Linked DNA regions of Homo sapiens: region 1 is linked to region 2. Evidence: chromatin loops called from intact Hi-C (ENCODE). Cell type or tissue: PC-9. All regions are shown on one strand. Links, peaks and the distances in the headings refer to the core of each region. The heading gives the core; the rest is flanking DNA.

What was found. Peaks named below come from ENCODE experiments on the same cell type or tissue, not always from the same donor. Only the 100,000 strongest peaks of a DNase experiment are listed, where the experiment ranks them.
Region 1: it touches region 2 in a loop (5-fold over the local background); 2 of 110 quality-filtered maps call a loop at or near these places.

Annotation. Positions count from the first base shown.
Region 1 is chr9:95,428,732-95,438,759 of GRCh38, forward strand. No RefSeq gene overlaps it. Among named protein-coding and RNA genes, the nearest start is that of PTCH1, 76 kb to the right of the region's middle. RefSeq lists enhancers at 5,100-5,672, 5,673-6,244. In PC-9, for the core only: a CTCF peak has its summit at 5,806; a DNase peak (open chromatin) is centred at 5,690; H3K4me3 peaks cover 998 bases; H3K27ac peaks cover 1,805 bases.
Region 2 is chr9:95,377,950-95,387,977 of GRCh38, forward strand. It overlaps LOC105376156 (a long non-coding RNA gene), which reads right to left. Exons shown (of 3, transcript NR_188614.1): 3 at 8,546-10,028. Among named protein-coding and RNA genes, the nearest start is that of FANCC, 65 kb to the left of the region's middle. In PC-9, for the core only: no CTCF peak of the experiment used is centred there; DNase peaks (open chromatin) are centred at 3,392 and 5,522; H3K4me3 peaks cover 1,256 bases; H3K27ac peaks cover 5,924 bases.

The sequences.
Region 1 (10,028 bases), core at 941-8,940, 51 kb after region 2:
AGGTTATTTCCTTAAAAGAAAGGTTTACTGTGTGAATGCTTCCCTGCAAAGAAGTTGTACAATTGTGTCGGAAAAATCCATTTGTTTGGATTTATAAATTTTGGAGTTCTGCACCATGTACCTGAAACTTTGCTATTAGGGATGGATATGGTTTGGATCTGTGTCCCTGCCCAAATCTCATGTTGAACTGTAATCCCCCATGTTGGAGGAAGGGCCTGGTGGGAGGTGATTGGATCATGGGGACAGATTTCTCCCTTGCCGTTTTCATGGTAGTGGGTTCTCATGAGATCTAGTTTTTAAAAGTGTGTGGCACTTTCCCCTTTGCTTTCTTTCTCCTTCTCCAGCCATGTGAAGATGTGCCTCCCCTTCCACCATGATCGTAAGTTTCCTGAGGCCTCCCCAGCCATGCCTCCTGTTCAGTCTGTGGAACAGTGAGTCAAGTTTTTCTTTATGAAGAAAGAAGTTTTTCTTTCTTCCTAAATTACCCGGTCTCACATAGTTCTTTATAGCAGTGCGAGAACTGACTAATACAGGGACATTTGCCCGGAATGTGAATTTGGTTCCCTTGAGAGCCTTTAAACTGTTTATTTCCAGGTTCCTCCCGGTGTGAAGGAGCATCACTGACTCATGCAGGTCTTTCTTCATTCAGGAACTGGCCCTCCATGGCTGTCGCAGCTCCTTCGAGAACGCCGTGCTGCGGCACTCATGTGCCTGCCCAGAAGCTGCCCAAGTTTGTTCACTGGGGCTTATTTAGGAATTTTGGGGTGTGGGGCTGATAGACTAGGACACAAAGAAAAGACCCGAGGAAGGCAGGGTTTTCACTACAGGTACTTTCTATTATCATGGCCATAGATTTTGTTTTGTTTTTTTCCAAGTGCCTCCTACGTTTCCAGGGGTTCCTGAGACCACTGGACTGAATTGCCCAGTCACTGCTTTGTAGACATCCATAAACAGAAGCATTTTAACATGGCTGGCTCGGGAAGAAAAGTGGATTGTACACACTGCAGCCTTCCCAATCCTGAGGTGATGCAGATGGGCTGGAGACAAAAACTGATCATTTTCATTTCCTCCCGTATGGACTGTTTCAGAATATTCTGCAGCTGATGACAAGAATGGAAACTGTGGATATAGCCAGTAAATGTATACTTAGAAGAGACCAGAAATACTTGCAAGAAAGAGGCCTGCTATGATGTGAGTTGTGTCCCCCCAGATCACATGTTAAGCCTAATCACCAGTGTGATGGTATTGGGAGGTAAGACCTTTGGGAGGGCCTCATGAATGAGATTAGTGCCCTCATAAAAGAGGCCCTGAAGAGCTGCCTTGCCCCATCCACCTTACAAAGGTGCATTGAGAGGGGGCCATCTATGAGTCAGGAAGCAGGCCCTCACCAGACACTGAACCTGCCGGCACCTTGATCTTGGACTTCTGAGCCTCCAGAACCGTGAGAAATGAATGTCTTTGTTTAGAAGCTACCCAGTTTGTGGTATTTTGTTATAGCAGTGCAAACAGACTGAGACAAGCCCCCAATGTGGCAAGGGAAGAAAGGCCATTCCAGATCGTGGGATGAAGTGCACTCTGGGGGTCAAGAGCACGACCTGGGTTTGAATCCTGACTTTGCTCCTTCATGGCAGAAGGATCTTGAGTATATTACTGCCGTGGATTGGTACTCTATGTCCATTCATCTTGTATCTCAGAGATGAGAAACTGAAAACATTTTCCAGACTCCCTTGCAGCTAGGGGTTAGGACCTAGTGTTTAGGTCCTACACATTTGGTGTGGTCAGAGAAAGCAGAACGCAGAAATGAGTACGAGGCCATTTTTGTGTTGTTACTGGTATTTCTCCTGGGAAGCATGGTTTTGGTGGCTTGGTTCAGGAGTTGTCAAGGACTTTCCAGTTTGACTGGTGGCTTCTTGATCTTAAAAGAGGCAGAAACCCTCTTGGTGGTCTGCCTCTGTGGTATTGGCATTGCTTCTGAAAGCTCATCCCACAGTTTTCCCTCCAGCCTTCTCAATAATTCTGTAAACCATTCATTACCTTGTAATAAATATTTTTGCTTAAACTAGGGAGAGTGAAATCTGTTCCCTGTAATGGAATCCTGACCAACAGAGTTCCTTAACCTGTCTGTGATCTGTGATGGTGACAGCTTCTGATGTGTTGCCTGGGCTAGGCTCAGCTACAGACCCCAGCATTCTCTTTTGAGTATGTTTCTGGTTAGGGTGGGCTACAAGAGATTTTCTTTTTGGAGAATTGGAGGATAGAAGGGAAGCAGTGGCCATTTTGTAGCATGCATGCACCTTCTCCCAGGTATTCCCTCAAGCACTAATGTGGGTACTGCTGTGAAGGTATTTTACAGATGTGATGAAAGTCCCAGATCAATCCCCTTCAAGCTGATCAAAAACGAGGTTATTATAGGTGAGCCTGACCTAATCAGTTTGAAGACCTTTAAAATAAGGTATAGGCTTTCCTATGTTTAGAGATGGTATATGAATAAGAGGCTTCAGCTCATGCCTATGGGGCTCCAGCCTGCTCATGATCTCCCCTTCCTGACTGTCTGTCCTGAGGACAACCCCAGACTTGCATAAGCCAGTGTTTTTGGTAATTAATCTATCTATTTATCTATCATCTATCTATCTATCTATCTATCTATCTATCTATCTATCTATCCCTCTATTATCTATCACCTATCTTTCATCTATCTATCTATCTGTCTATCTATCGTCTATCAATCATCTATCATCTATCAGTCTATCATCTATCAATGATCTATTATATATCATCTATCAATCATCTATCATCTATCTGTTGTCTATCAGTCATCTATCATCTATCATCTATCAATCATCTATTATCTATCATCTATCAATCTTCTATCATCTGTTATCTAACTATCTATCTATCATCTATCTATCTATCATCTATATGTCTGTCTGTCTATCTATTTCTCATCTCTTCTATTGGCTCTGCTTCTCTGGTTGAACCCTACCTGATACCCTCTCTGAGCCTCAGCTTCTTCGACTGCAAATTGGCACTTCATGTCTGGCACACAGGCCTGCTCTAAAAGTTACATAGAGAATAAATGTAAAGCACAGTCCTTGGCAAAGACGTCAAATCTATTTTGGACACTATCTCTGCTCTCATCCTCTCCTAAACTTTCATTCTTAGGTTGGCAGGTGACTACAGCCCTGCCAGAAAGGTCATCTCAGAAACCAGTCCCTCCTGCCACAGAAATATCAAAATGGCCCTGCCAGCCCACAGTGATCCTTCCTGCCTCTGAATTTCTAGGCTGTGCTTACCCCTTCCTGAAGCCTGCCCCTGATCTGCCTGTTAGTATTATTTAATAATCTGCGACACAGCATTATGCATCATCTGTTTTCTCCAAGTTCTAAGAAGACTTTTACATATACTGGTTAAGTTGAGTCCTACTCAAATCTTGGCATAAGGTGCACAATAAGCTTTGGAAGCAAAATGTGTGTGTTAATTGGGCTCAAAGGACCCATCCTGCTCCTTCCTTCCTCACCCCAGCCCTCAGAACAGGTGGTGATGGGCGGGGGTGGAACATGGGGTGGACTAAATCCATGGCCACTTCAAAAACAAAATGGAGAATATCTTCGCACTGCTGAAGTGGAAGGTCAAGGGTCGGGTCATTCCTTAGGATGGTCGGTGCTTGGCTTTATTCTCGCCCTGTGCTTTCAGATGCCAAGCACTCCTATTCTTCCTGTGTGCCTCTCTCCTCTTTCAGAGCTGGACGTTCCCAAGGGACTACCCTGGTTCGCCCCCCTGAGCTTGTTTCCCCATGTGAGATGTGTGTGTGTCCATCTCTTTGCATGTGAGTTTAATGTCAGCATGGGCAAGAAGTTCAGTCTAATCTACACGGAACCCAAAAAATCACATTGGGATGCTACCTCATCCCTATTAGGATGGCTAGAATGAACATTCAGATAATCACACATATTGGTGAGGACATGGGGAAATCAGAACACTCTTACACTGCTGGTGATAAGATAAAATGGTGCAGCCACTGCAGAAAAGAGTTTGGTGGCTCCTTAAAAAGCCAAACAGAGACCCAGCAACTCCACTCCTAGGTGTACACCTAAGAAAATGGAAAACAAGTGTTTGAAAAAACCTGTGCACAAATGTTCACGGCAGCATTATTCATAATAGTCAAAAGGCAGACATCATCCACACGTTCATCAACTGATAAAAGATAAACAAAATGTGGATAGCCATACAATGGAATATTATTTGGACATAAAAAGGAATGAAGTGTTGATTTATGCTATCACATGGATGAAACTGGAAAAAACATTATGCTAAGTGAAAGAAACCAGACACAAAGAGATTGCATACTATAAGACTGCATTCATAGGAAACATCCAGAGCAGGGCAGAAAGTAGATTCATGATTGCCTAGGGTTGCACAGGTGAACAGGCACCGGTTGTGGCAGACGGGGCGGGGGGGGTGTGGGGGGGGAGTGGGGGGGGAGTGAGTGCTAAAGGGTATGGAGTTACTTTTGAAGGTAACAAAATTGTCCTAAGATTGCCTATGGTGATGGTTCCACAACTCTGTGAATATAAAAACGATTGAATTATAATATACTTTACATGGGTGAATTGTATGGTATGTGAATGATATCCCAATAAAGCTGTTAAAAGAACAGCAATGAAGAGAGTGGGGACACAATTCTTCAGCAAACACACAAACTCCTTTTTGATGACTTTTAAAATATCTACCTTACATGCAGAGTCCAGATGCTTCCCTAATTTAACTGCTAATTTAACTTCCCTGATTTAACTGCTCATCAGCAGATTACCCACCCCACTCACTGGCCGTCACCTCCTTTGTTTCCTATGAAGAAATAATACGAGCTAAGAATGTAGAACAACGTTCTACAGTAAATACTGTTTGGCACACAGTCAAGAGTCTATAAGCATTTGCTATTTATATTGTTATCATCTGGCAACACGGCCTGGTTTCTGCTGCCTCTTTAGCTACTCCTTCCCTCCCCTTCATGGGCTCCAAATTTTCTCCCTTCCCTCCCTCCCTTCCACCCTCCCTCCTTCCCTTCCCCTTCCCTTCCTTCCTTCCTTCCTTCCTTCCTCTTTTCTTTCTTTCTCTCTGTCGTCCAGGCTGGAGTGCAGTGGCTCGAGCACTGCTCGCTGCAAGCTCCGCCTCCCAGGTTCACGCCATTCTCCTGCCTCAGCCTCCCAAGTAGCTGGGACTACAGGCGCCTGCCACCACGCCCGGCTAATTTCTTTTTGTATTTTTAGTAGAGACGGGGTTTCACCGTGTTAGCCAGGATGGTCTGGATCTCCTGACCTCGTGATCCGCCAGCCTCGGCCTCCCAAAGTGCTGGAATTACAGGCGTGAGCCACCGCGCCCGGCCTATGGGCTCCAGATTTTCTTCCCTCCACTCCCTGAGCTCTGAGCTCCCCACTGTCTCTGTCTGCGCTCTCTTTGGGCCAGGGTTCATCAACCGTGGTTTCTATTCCCATTGATCCCAGGTCGACACCTTCTCCAGCGTTTAAATGCCACCAGCTCAAAACGAAATCTGTCCTCTCTCTGATGCCATCTGCTCCTCCCACTTCCTCATTCCAGCTGCAGGGCTCAGTCTCCTCACAGCTGCTCACCCCGCTGGGAACCTGGCGGTCCTGAGCGCCCTGCCCCTCCACCCACACCCTGACTCAGCACTCTGTCCTCCGGCTGCGGGAGTGCGCTGGCCGATGGCTCAGTTGAATCCTTCTTTGAGAGTTGCACTGTATGGAAGAGAAACGTGTGGCCCAAGATCATGTCTCCTGGTGGCCACCTGCATACAATGACGGGTCAATGTGAGGGCATGAGGCTCTGGCCTCCTTGCCCTAACCTGAGCCAACTCCAAAGGGCATCTCAGCTCCGCATAGCCTCAGCCGCATGACAATTTGACTTCCTCCACTGCGCAGTGCTGCTTCTTCACTCCCCCACAGGCGCTGACTTGGGACCACCCCCGTGTGCTCTTCGCGCACACAACGCTCCCTCTCACAGTCTGCTTCTCATGGAATCCATCCTGCAACACTGTCAATTGCCCTTGACTTTCCCTCTCTTCTCTGAATCATAGTCCAAAGCCTGCAAACATCTTACGAGTCTGTGACTCCCTTATCTGAAGTCCAGAGCCATGACTGAGTTTGGGTCAATCAAGACAAAAAATCTCATTCCAATTGCCCTGAGCACAAAGGCCTGTTAGAAAGGAAAGTTTAGCAGAAATAGATTTAGCTTTGGGTACAGCTTGACCCGGGGTTCAAATGATGTAATCAGAGTTGACTTCTTCCTCTTCCTTCATTTAATCTGTTTTCTGCTGTATTCGCTCCTTTCTCAGAAAAGGCCCCCACCCTCAATTCCCTTAAGGCTACAGATTTTTAGATTAAAGACCCATGGAAAAGCACATTCTATGTTTCAGACAAAGCTTCACAACATGTAACACATTCTGATTGGTCCATGCTCTTATCCTCAAACCAATAACGTTGGCCAAGAGAATGTGATACTCTTATTGGACTGTCTGAGTCACATGAACAACCCTGGACCCTGCGATGAAGGTAGCACTGTCTGAACCAAACAGACTGAGAGTGGGAAATGGGATGGTTCTTCTAGAAGGAAATTAGGTTATGGGGACCTGAATAGTGAGTGGATGTTGGGAAACATGTTTATGAAGAATAACAGGTTGCTTCTTTGTTTCCATTTTGCAACCAATATAAAAAGTTTCTATGATCTTCCCACTTCAACGTTCTCTTTCTGCACTTCTCATCCATCTGGTGGAGCTCTAAATCACAAGTACAATCACGTATCTGTTCAACAGTCTTCGAGAGGGTGTCACTGCTTTGCAAACAGATAACGGCCATTGTCTTCAGTTTAGCATTCAATGTCACCTTCTTCCAGTGCACCTTACATGGGCACTTCTTAACTTTCAGAAGATTAAGAATCTCCTGGAAGGCTAATTGAAACCCAGATTTCTGGGCCTCCAACCCAGAAATTCCGACTTAGTGGGGCTGGGACGGGGCCTATGTGTTTGCATGTCTAGCAATTTCTCACTTGGCACTGAAACTGTCAGTCCTAGAACCACACTCAGAACCACAGCTCATGGGTGGCATCTCTTCCTGCAAAATGGGCTGTTTGTTTTTCAGACACAGCTCTACTTTATTTTATTTTATTTTATTTTATTTTATTGAGACAAAGTCTCTCTCTGTCACTCAAGCTGGAGTGCAGTGGTACGATCTCGGCTCACTGCAACCTCCATCTCCGAGGTTCAAGCGATTCTCCTGTCTCAGCCTCCCAAGTAGCAGGGATTAGAGGTGCGTGCCACCATGCCTGGCTAATTTTTGTATTTTAGTAGAGACGGGGTTTCACCATGTTGATCAGGCTGGCCTCAAACTCCTGACCTTAGGTGATCCACCTGCCTCGGTCCCAAAGTGCTGGGATTACAGGAGCAAGCCACCGCGCCACGCCACCTCTACTGTCTTAACCTCTGGGACTCAGCTCAAGCTCTTCCTTCCTTTTGATAATGCCCTTCCCACAATTTCTATCTGCTGAAATCCTAGCTTTCAAGGCCAAATTCAAATGCCACGTCTTCCAGGACATCTTTTCTGATCTATCCATCCCTTTGAGCCTCATTGTACCTAATATACTCCTTCTTAAAAATAATGCATCGTAGGCTGGGCGTGGTGGCTCACTCCTGTAATCCCAACACTTTGGGAGGCCGAGGCAGGAGGATCACTTGAGCCCAGGAGTTCGATACTGAAACTTAAAGAAGTTTAAGGTTCTTTTTGTCAGGAACTGTCATATTCATCATTTTAGCCTGCACAGAACTTAGCATGGTGCCTGGGGCTAGGCAGGGTGCTATGCTCTGAGCTAGCTTCAGCATGAGCAAGCAGTGGAAGAAACCAGTAGCTCTGGAAACCGTTCCCATCGCGATCCTTTAGCCTGCAAACTCAGGAATCCATGGCTGCCTTTCCCCCTTACTAGCACTGCGATCTCTGGGAAGTCATTTAACCTCATAGAATTTAGCTTTCTCATCTGTGAAATAGGAATAATACTGCAGATGCATTGTAGGGCTCATTTTTAAAAATAACAAATACTGTCCTAAACTGAGAGTACTATGTTCCAGGCTCTCTTCTAGATTTTGGGAATAAGTAGTGGATACAATAGTAAAAAATCCCTGTCTTCCAAGAGCTGACATTATTCTAGCAGCATAAGAAAGAGAAACAAATACATTGGCAAAATATAAAGGATGTTAGATACTGGTAAATGCTGTGGAGAAAATTAAGTAGTAAAGGAAGAGGGGATGTGTTGAGTGGGGTGGGGATTGGATTTGCAACTTTTTTTTTTTTTTTTTTTGAGAAGAAGTCTCGCTCTGTCGCCCAGGCTGTAGTGCAGTGGCGCGATCTCGGCTCAATGCAAGCTCTGCCTCCCGGGTTCACGCCATTCTCCTGCCTCAGCCTCCCGAGTAGCTGGGACTACAGGCACCTGCCACAATGCCTGGCTAATTTTTTGTATTTTTGGTAGAGATGGGGTTTCACCGTGTTAGCCAGGATGGTCTCGATCTCCTGACCTCGTGATCCACCCGCCTTGGCCTCCCAAAGTGCTGGGATTACAGGTGCGCCCTCCCTGGATTTGCAACTTTAAACTGGGTGGTCAGGCAGGGTCCCAATGAAAAGATGATATTTCTACAAAGACCTGAATTTCATAAGGGAATGAACCACGTGTCTGTCTGGGAGACTGATATTACAGGTGCAGGAAAGAATAAGTGCATGCCCTGAGGCCGAACAGTGCCTGGTATGTTTGAGGAATATCAAGAAATAGCAGCGCCTGTCTGTACAGTGGCTAAAAGTGCCTATTTGGTTTGATGTGGAGATACCACGCTCCAGATCAGGGATGGCAAACTCTTTCTTTAAAGGACTTGATAGCAAATGTTTTAGGCTTTATAGGCCATGCGGTTTCTGTTGCAATCACTTAACTCTGCCATTATAGCTCAAAAGCAGGCCTAGACGAGACATAAATAAATAGGCAGAGCTGTGTTGCGCAAACTTTATTTACCAAAACAAGTTGGGTCCAGATTTGGCCTGTGGGCTATAGTTTGTGGACCCTACTCTAAACACATCTATCATGCTCTGATTTTGGACAATGAAAAGGAAATAGTGGAAAACATCAGTACATAAAACAAAGACGCTGCTTTTTAATGATCCATCTTTCTACTTTCACTTTAGAACACCGCCTTTCTCATTAAAATCACTTGGGTGGTGTAGTGAGAAATGCCTGCCCTTGCCTCAATTCTTCTGACTTCTTCTAACTCAAGTGTGGCCCTTTCCTCTGTTCTTCTGAGTTCACCTCCATAATTCTTTATTTCTCATCCTCGCTGCCCTGCCCCATGTCTTTCTCATCTTTTGTATTTCCTCCTGCATCTTCGCGCTCTTTCCTGCTCATTTCTAGTCTCTGCCAACATCTTATTTATTGGGTTCATCTAGTGAGAGAAGCTATAGCATGGCACATATTAAGCAGGAAACGGTGGCTTTGGTTATCGGTATTACTGCTACCCAAGATGGGGTCCAACCATCAGTGTTTTTATCATGGACAGATTTCTATTGGCATTGCTGCTGAGGGGGAGTGTCTTGGTGGAGTCAGGGAGAGAGGACAAGCCTTAGGGAGAGGGAGCGAGAGTAGAGAGGAGGGAATTCAGAAGGGGTCAAAGGTGACAGGTCAGGACTGCCTATGCATGTGGATGTGTTTGGGCAACCGTGTGCATGCATGAAGTATGTTTTACAGCCCAAAGTGGATACTTTACAGCCCAAAGTGGATTCTCAGCAGCAGAAGAATAATTCATATATTCAGGCTTCCTTCCGTACTTACACTTTGAAAATCCCACCTTAATTGTGTGTGCCTTATGATTACAGACCATTAGAGACCATTGGTAAATGAACTATGCAATTTCAATTGTGAAATGCACACTCTCTTGTGAAATGCAAACCTGGTTTCACATATTAATTGCTTCTAATTAAGGAGGAACA
Region 2 (10,028 bases), core at 919-8,918:
GGTTTTGAGGGAGTTCTTTTTATATTCTGGATAAGTCCTTTATCAGATATGTAATTTGCAAATATTTTCTTCCAGCTGTGGCTTGTCTTTTCATTCTCTTAACGTGTTGTTTGAAGAGCAGAAGTTTTTAATTTGATGGAGTCTAACTTAACAATTTTTAAAAATAAATTGTGCTTTTGTTATTCTAAAAAAGCTCTAACTCAAAGTTTCAAAGATTTTCTTCTATGTATTCTCCTAGAAGATTTATAGTTTTAGGATTTATATTTATGGCTATGATTCATTTTGAGTTAATATTTATATATTGTGTGAGACATGGATTAATTTTTTTTTACATATGCATATTCATTTGTTCTAGCACCATTTGTGGAAAAAGCAATCCTTGCTTATGGAATCACTTTTGCTCTTTTGTTGAAAGCCCACTGGCCATGTATATCTGGGTCTGCTTCTGCTTTCTGTTTTCGCTCATTTATTTGTCTATCTTTATGCTAATAAGACACTGTCTTCATTACTATAGCTTTATGAATATGAGTTATTTACTTTGTCCTTGTTTTTCAATGTTGTTTTGGCTATTCTAGGTATTTTGCATTTCCGTAGGGATTCTATAATCCCCTTATCAATTTGAACATAAAAATCTAGTCTTCCTGGATTTGATGGATTGCATTGAATTTATAGATCAATTTGGGGATAATTGGCATCTTAACAATATTCTGTTTTCCAATCTATAAACATAGGATATCTCTGTATTTATTTAGGTTTATTTAATTTTCTTTATAATTTTCTTTTTATTTTATTAGAGACAAGGTATTGCTCTGTTGCCCAGGCTGGAGTGCCATGGTGCAATGTAAGCTTGGACTCCTGGGCTCAAGTGATCCTCCCGCCTCTGCCTCCCAAGTAGCTAGGGCTATAGGAATGCACCACCACACCAGCTAATTTTTTCTTTTTTGTAGAGAAGAGGTCTTGCTATTTTGCTTAGGCTGGTCTCGAACTCCTGGGATCAAGTGATCTTCCCACCTTGGCTTCCCAAAGAGCTTGGATTACAGGTGTGAGCTACCATGCTTGGGCTATTTTTACTTTTTTAGAGATGGGGTCTCTTTCTGTTCCCCAGGCTTGAGTATAGTGGCACAATCATAGCTTGCTTTCTGTGGTCATGAACTCCAGGACTCAAGTGATCTTCCCACCTCAGCCTCCCAAGTAGCTGGGATTACAGGTGCATGTCACCATGCCCAGCTAATTTATTTATTTTACTTTTTTAGAGTGAGGGTCTTGCTACGTTGGCTAGGCTAGTCTTGAACTCCTGGTGTCAAGCGATCCTCCTGCCTCAACTTCTGAGTAACTGGGATTACAGGTGTGAGCCATTATTCCTGTGGCTTTTTTTTTTGGGATAGGGTCTCACCCTGTCGCCTAGCCTAGGCTGAAATGCAGTGGCACAATCTTGGCTCACTGCAACCTCTGCTTCCCAGGTTCAAGCAATTCTCGTGCCTCAGCCTTCTGAGTAACTGGGATTACAGGCGCACACCACCACACCTTGCCGATTTTTGTATTTTTAGTAGACATGGGGTTTCGCCATGTTGATCAGGCTGGTCTTGAACTCCTGACCTCAACTTATCCACCAGCCTTAGCCTCCCAAAGTGCTGGGATTATAGGCATGAGCCACTGTGCCCAGCCCTGTGGCTTCTCTTAACAATGTTTCATAGTTTTCAGCCTCCAGGTCTCATAAATCTTTGGTGTAGTGATATATCTATATTTGCAATATATTCAGATAATAACAAAATGTTGATTGAAAAAAAGACAAGTAGATATAGGATGTGATGTTACGCCAGCTAAGAAAAAGCTTAGATATGGGCAGAGTGGGCGGTTTTTTCCATTGGGGCAGTAGAGGGCACCTGCCACCTTTTCTCTCATTTGCTCTGCGTCTCTTCTTTTTGGAGGAACAGAGCCAGTAATGGAACCAGAAAGAGTGAATTGCCCGAGTCACTGCTGGTGGGTCCCTCACACTCCATCTATGCACTTCAGATGGAATGGAGCCATCCTGTCACAATAAATGGGCTCACGGTTGTTTACTGGGCCCAAGCCAGGCCAATGAGCCTCATTACAATGAGGATGCGATGTTTTCCTTTTGAAGGGATTAGCTACTATGGGGAGGATATCTTAAGCCCAGAGCTGTGGAAGGCTACTTTTGTCGTCTTTTATTGAACCTGCCTGTCAAATCTAGAGAACTCCATCAGATTAGGTAATTATGGAATGCAGTTTGTGGTAACCAGCCTCCAATATCACCTTGGAGTTGTCTCTTGGATAGTGCTCCAAGATAGTTACCCCCAGTGATTCTTGCCACCTTCTAGTCATCTTTGTTGAACCCCGTTTGTGTGTGTGTGTGGTTTTTTTTTAGATGGAGTCTTGCTTTGTCGCCAGGCTGGAGTGCAGTGGCGTGATCTCGGCTCACTGCAACCTCCACCTCCCGGGTTCAAGCGATTCTTCTGTCTCAGCCTCCCAAGTAGCTGGGACTACAGGTGCCCGCCACCATGCCCAGATAATTTTTGTATTTTTAGTAGAGACAGAGTTTCACCATGTTGGCCAGGATGGTCTCCATCTCTTGACCTTGTGATCCGCCCGCCTCAGCCTCCTGAAGTGCTGGGATTACAGGAGTGAGCCACCGTGGTCGGCTCCCTTTGTTGTTTTTTGTTTTTTTTCTTTGAGACAGAGTCTTGCTCTGTCACCCAGTCTGGAGTACAATAGTGCAATCTCAGCTCATTGCAACCTCTGTAACCTCTGCCTCCCAGGTGCAAGTGATCCTCATGCCTCAGCCTCCCAAGTAGCTGGGACTACAGGTATGCACCACCAAACCCGGCTAATTTTTGTATTTTTAGTAGAGATGGGGTTTCACCATGTTTGCCAGGCTGGTCTTGAACTCCTGACCTTAGGTGATCTGCCTACCTTGGCCCCCCAAAGTGCTGGGATTATAGGCGTGAGGCATTGTGCCCAGCCCCACTTCCCACTTTGAACAGGACTGATCAATGTAGGCAATGGGATATTGCAGAAATGATGGCATTCGATTCCCAAAGGTAGGTCATGAAAGATATTGCAGCTTCTACTCTGCCCTCTCTTGGAACACATGCTCCGGGGGAAGCCAGCTGCACATCACAAGGACATCAATGCACTTAATGTGAGTTGCTCCCTGTGTGAGGTGGAACTGGAGCGCCCACCAACATGTGTTTGAGCTGCTCTCTAGCCTGGCCAAGCCTTCCCATGGCTGCCTCTCAGCCAACATGTTTCTTGCAACCTCATGAGAGACCTTAGCACCAAGCTCATCTGCTCCCAAATTCCTGACTTGCAGAAACTGTCTGAGGTAATAAAGGTTGATCGTTGCTTAAAGCCACAAAGTTTTGAGGTGACTTGTTACATGCAATAGATAACGAATACGTGGTCTAATATAGCTCACTCCGATTTGCCCCAGCTTAAGACAATCCATTTTTTCTTAACTCTCCTTGTTTTTATTTTCTCAATGACTCAGCTCCTTCTGGGCCAGAGTCCCTTGAGAGATTGCCTGTCCTCAGTGATTGACCACACTCTGTTCCTCGCCCGAGCCCTGCTGCCGGAAAGCCCCCTTGGCCACAGTCATATTAAGACATGATCCTTAGGTTTCCTCCTCACAGACACCACACCTGATTCTATAGTCCTTGGCTTATTTCCATGCTCTCATTGGAGCTTTTTCCTCCCTGCAAAGTTCCTCTTTCCCCAAGTAGCTCCACTCCTTGCATTGCACTTTTCTTGTATTTTCCATTCTTTTTTCTCTACCTCTCTCGCTCTCTCTTCTTCTCTTATAATCATAGAATTTTCCAAATATGTCACTCCCTAAATGTGTCTACTTTTTCACAATACTGGTGACTTTGTCTGTGCCGTGTGTTACACTCATTGGTCCATTCATTCATTTAACAAGTACTTCTTATGTTCCTGCCACGTGCTAGGCACTAGGCTAAGTGCTGGAATACTTCTGCCTGGAACACCCTCGCCTCCGAATGCCCTCTTTCTCCACCTGAGCTTCCACCCAAGTGAATTCATCTGACTTTTATTATGGGCTCATTCAAGGTCAGACACCGCGCTAGACATGCTTTAAACCTCAACTCAAATCACAATTTCTTATAAGACTTCCTTTTTCCTCCAGCCAGAGTTAATTGCTCCCACCACACTCTATATTGGCATTCCCATAATGTTTTGTTTGTTCATTTGTGTATTCATTCATTATTTCATGGGCATTTTTGAGAGTCTGCTATATGCCTGACACCATGTTAGGAGCTGGGAAAGCATGGTGTGAGGTAAGTGCCAACAGACATTTGTACCTAATGCAATGGAAACTCCAAGGTAGAGAAACTAATTGCATGTTGTAATTATTTCCCTTGGTCCCCGTGTTCTTCACAGACCTTGAGCTACCTGAAAGCATGGATTACCTCTTCTGGTTATTCCCACAACCTAGCACAGCCTCTAGCGCACGGAAGGTACTTAATAAAGATTTGTTGTGTGTTTGAAGCTCAGTACATGCTATTTGACAAATTGGGAGCCAACCTGCGTTGGATCATCAAACAGCCACAGGAAAGTAATTATCTCCCTGGGCCATCACATTTTGGTTTTTATCTTTTCTCCAAGTTGATTTAAAACAAAAGCTCATCTACAACTTAATTACATTTCAGCCCCTCTGGCCTGGTCAGGTTGGCAACATGCCAAACCCACAGGTGGAGTCATAGGAGCCGGTGGGTAGGTAGGAAGCGGCGGCTCGAGAATATTGGGCGCTTAGAGAGAAGTGAAGGAGGAAAATAAACTGCTGGAAGACGAGTTCGAGGTCAAATACAAGGAGGGCCACCTTTAAATTTTTTTTTCCTCTGGGACGGAGTCTTGCTGTGTTGCTCAGGCTGGAGTGCAGTGGCGTGATCTCAGCTCACTGCAACCTCCGCCTCCTGGGTTCAAGCAGTTCTCCTGCCTCAGCCTCCCAAGTAGCTGTGATTACAGGCATGCGCCACCACACCCAGCTAATTTTTGTAGTTTTAGTAGAGACGGGGTTTCACCATGTTGGCCAGGCTGGTCTCAAACTCCTGACCTCGTGATCCACCCGCCTCAGCCTCCCAAAGTGCTGGGATTACAGGCATGAGCCACCACACCCAGCCAACAACATTCTAAATTTCTATAGGGCCAGCCAGCCCTGATAAAAGCTCAACAAATTAGTTTTAGCCTGCAGTCGGAAAATAAGCAAAGGATCTTAGATGAGCTAAAGGCTAAAACCAGAAAATACCTGAATAACATTGACAGCTTTGCCCAACCCTGTTTACGAGCTGCTGGCCTGCTGTTTGCATCCTTGCCAGCTGCAGACTTGCGTGGCTGAGAAATGCAGTCAAAGTTGGTGAAATGACTTGCAGATTTTACACCTAACAATGAAAAAATTTATTTACATAAAATAGGATCTGCTGAGGGGACTCTCGTGAATTAGTTTCGGGGTAGCTTGTGGTTTCTCCACAGGTTGCCAGTTACCCTGGTGGTTCAGCGAGGCTTTTTTGTAGGCAGAATAATTCATTCCAAAAAACGAGATGATGAGATAAGAGTATGCTCTGAGATATTTCACTGTTTGGAAGACTTGCATTCCAATGTGGATAGTAAGCTAATTTGCTTATCTTAATCCCATCTTTGGATTGACTAGCATTTCAAAATGATAACGTGTTCTGGAATCTCAGACCTCCCTTTGGAAGTGTTCAGGCAAAGCAGCTTGGTTAGATTCCTTTAATGTCACTGCCACTTTGCTAAAAACCAATAAAATCCTGCTATAATAAATATGATACTATAGAAATCTCCATGTCACAGTAGTCTCACATCACAGCATTGACCCATTTATTTTTCCCAATTGTATATGAGAAAAAAATTGTTTCACCAACAAAATAATTACATAGATTGTAATTCAGAAGTTACTTCCAGATTTCCTAATTTGGTATGGGCAAGTTTATTTTACTAAAATGGTTTGCAATAGACACGGTTTCATTTAAGCTAAGTTGACTTTCTGGTTACTTGTATTCTTGGATGATTCCTCTGGGGGACTGAGGTGCCCCTGGCAATGCCAGTGAAGAAGGCAACACAGACTGAACTTTTTCCCCCTGTCCTGGCCACTTCTGATTGCTGAACTGAGTGCTCTTGACCAATCTGTGAAGCCAGATGTCCTGGATGCTTGTGAGTTTTAGCCCCTTTTCTATACTTGGGAGATGCCCTGCCTGATCCTGGCTCCCATCTTGGAGGCTGAAGCCTCCATATCTTTGCCTCCCCAGCCTCGCTTGACACCAGGTAAAGGCTTGGCTTACCAGGTTCTGCCCAGCAGTGACAGCAGAGAACCTTTAGTGGCAGGGAACTCAAGGGGCAGTATGGGGGGGTGTCTGACACCCACGGGAAAGGTGGGCACGGGGCAAGAAATGCAGCCTGTGTACAGCACCCATAACACCCGGGTCCTCCTGGAGCAGTTCTGCGGGGCAATCCCAACTATGGTCCCGCCCATGTGGGTGCCCTGCGGGGCTCTCTAGCCTCCATGAACCACCCTATAACCTGTCAGTGAATTTTCTCCTCGCTTAAAGCAGCAGGAGTAAGTTTCAGCTGCTGACATTAAGAGCCCCTGCTGATTCCTTTATTTCATGTTCTAGTCTTCTCTTTTATCTCCAGTCCTTTTCTTGACACCACTGTTCCATGTCCCCCTCCACCAGAACAAAACATTTAACTTCCACTCCAGTCTTTGTCCACTGGTGCTGCTGTAACAAAATACCATAGACTGAGCCATTTATAAAGAACAGAAATGTAAGGCCGGGTGCGGTGGCTCACACCTGTAATCCCAGCACTTTGGGAGGCTGAGGCAGGCAGATCACAAGGTCAGGAGATCGAGACCATCCTGGCTAACACGGTGAAGCCCCGTCTCTACTAAAAATACAAAAAATTAGCTGGGCATGGCAGCGTGCGCCTGTAGTCCCAGCTGCTGGGGAGGCTGAGGCAGGAGAATGGCATGAACCCGGGAGGTGGAGCTTGCAGTGAGCCGAGATGGCGCCATTGCACTCCAGCCTGAGGGACAGAGCGAGACTCCGTCTCAAAAAAAAAAAAAAAAAAAAAGAACAGAAATGTATATTCTCCCAGGTCTGGAGTCTGGGAAGTCCAAGATCAAGGCACCCACAGGTCCAGTGTCTGTGAGGGGTGCTCTCTGCTCCCAAGATTGTGCCTTGAGTGCTGTGTCCTCACACGGCAGAAAGTGGACGGGCAAAAAAGGGGCAAATGCTGTGTGATGTTTCTTTTATAAAGGCCTTCACCCTAGTCACTAGAGCTCTGCCTTCATGACTTAGTCACCTCTGAAAAGCCCCTTCTTTTAATACTATCACAGTGGTGATTAAGTTTCAACACTTGAGTTTTGGGGGGTACATAAACACTCAAACCGTCATCACTCCCAATACCCAGGCAAACGCTAAGTCATGTTACATTCACTTGTTCAGCTAACAACTATTTATGAAGCTCACCCTCTGTACCGGACAGCATGTAACACTGGGGAAGTAACAGTGAGTTCCCTGTGGTCCTAGGTCCCAGGATATCATTGTCTAGTGTCCACATACCAGGTACTAAAATGCACACGGTATCCTGCACCACAGAAGAGGAGAGTCATTTATTGACCCTGTCCTCTTGTTCTCATTCTCGTTCCTGACAGACTTGCAAAGCCCTCCTGCCTTAGAATTCCTCAGAGTGGGACAAGACCAGCTGCCACCGCCACAGGACTGGGGAGTTTGCCAGAAAAGCACATTTTCAGGCCCCAGCCCACACCTACTGGATTTGAATCTCTGGGGCGGGAGCCTGGGAATCCATGTGAAGCAGCTCTCTAAGGGATTCTCACCCACCCTACAGCTGAGAAGCACTGCTGTAATGGGCCTTCCAAACTCCAGTTTTCTTTTTTAAGCCATTATTTCCCTAACACATGGTTCTGATAATGCCGCTGCATTGAGAAGAAATCACCAATGTGCCACTGTACATTGAGTAACTTCCGTCCTTTCTGTGCTTCTTTCTTGTTGCGAGGAGCAGAGACCCATTCAGGTTGCTGACACGCGGGAGTTTATTGTAGGTGTAACTAAAGCACCTTCTCCTGACCACCCAGGCAAGGTGTCCTGACATTCCTGTTTAGCCCCAGGGTGTGTCTAGCTTTCTCCATGGGGTTACATGTTTCTAGGAGAGTTACTGGAGAGGTATTTTCAGTACCAGGAAAACATGGAAAATTGGGAAAAATAACAAACAGCTTCACCAACCAGGTCCCATGGACACCCTGAGGAACCAGAGGTTCAGGCGCTAATGAGATTTTCCTGCTGCCTCCTCATCAGCAGGCAGCTCTGCTCTCTACTTTCCTGCTCTACCTCTAAAAACAACAACATATCATTCGTTTTATTTTGCATCAAAGGCAATTTTCCAGGCTGTTGAGGATTTTAGGGAGCATTAGGGGCTGCATCTATTATTAATACCTTTTAAACATTTCTCCCCAGATTTATAAGATTTGCACTTATGATATTTTTCAGAGCAGTTCTTTATTTCAGAAGAATCGAGCAGATAGAGTTCCCAGCCCAGCCCCACCATCTTGCTTCCCTGTTATAAACACCTTACATTGTATGGTACATTTGTTACAATTAATAAGCCAATATTGATATATTATTAGCAACCAAAGTCCATCGTTTATTCTGATTCTCTTAGTTTTTTTTTTAAACCTAGTATCTCTTTTCTGTTCCAGGACCCCATCCAGGATACCACAGGACATTTAGTTGTTCTGTCTCTTTGGGTTCCTATTGATTGTGACGGACCAAGCCTGTCCAATCCTCTGCCCATGGGCCACATGTGGCCCAAGACAGCTTGGAATGTGGCCCAACACAAATTCGTAAACTCTCTTAAAACATTATGAGATTGATGCACGGACCTTTTTTATTTTTTAGCTCACCAGCTATCCTGAGTGTTAGCATATTTTATGTGTGGCCCAAGACAATTCATCTTCTTCCAGTGTGGCCCAGGGAAGCCAAAAGATTGGACACCCCGTGACAGACTTTCCTTTTTTCTGATGACCTTGACAGTTTTGAGGAGTGCTAGGGAGGTGTATTGTAGGATGCTCCTCTCCTGGAATTTGTTTGATGATTTTTACATGACTGGACACGGGTTATAGATTTTGGGGAGGAAGGTCACAGAATGAAAGTGCCATATCAAGGGGACACTCTAGCAACATGAATTATGTTTTTTTTTTCTTTTTTTGAGATGGAGTCTCCACTCTGTCACCCAGGTTGGAGTGCAGTGGCACGAACTTGGCTCATTGAAATCTCTGCCTCCCAGGTTCAAGCGAGTCTTGAACCTGCCTCAGTCTCCCAAGTAGCTTTAATTATAGGTGTGTGCCACCACTCGGGGCTAATTTTTTAATTTTTAGTAGAGACGGGGTTTCACTATGTTGGCCAGGCTAGTCTCGAACTCCTGGCCTCAAGTGGGCTGCTTGCCTCGGCCTCCCAAAGTGCTGGGATGACAGGCATGAGCCACTGTGCCTGGCCCATTTATGACTGTTGATGAGGACCTCGATCACCTGAATGGTGCAGGTGATTGGAATGTTACTCTTTTTTTCCTTTTTTCCATCCTGTACTCTTGAGCAGAAAGTGACTATGTGTAGCCCACACTTAGGAGTGGGGAGCTATGCTTTATCTCTCTCAGTGTGCAGCATCTACATACATTATTTGGAATTCTTCTGCCTGGAAGGTTTGTTTCTTCTCCATTTATTAATTTATTCAACAATTTATTTATGTCAGTATGGGATCATGAACAGCTGTAGTATGCTTTGGGTTATAATTAAATATCACTTTATTTATTCCTTGCTGTCATTGTTCCAGCATTGGCCATTAGAAGCCTTGCAGTTGTCTCTGCGCCCCTCTGACATAGCTCCACCAATGGTGGGGGTGTGTGGGGGTGGGGGGGACACTTGAGTGCTTCCTTACTTCCTGTCACTACGAGAAGCTCCAGGCTCA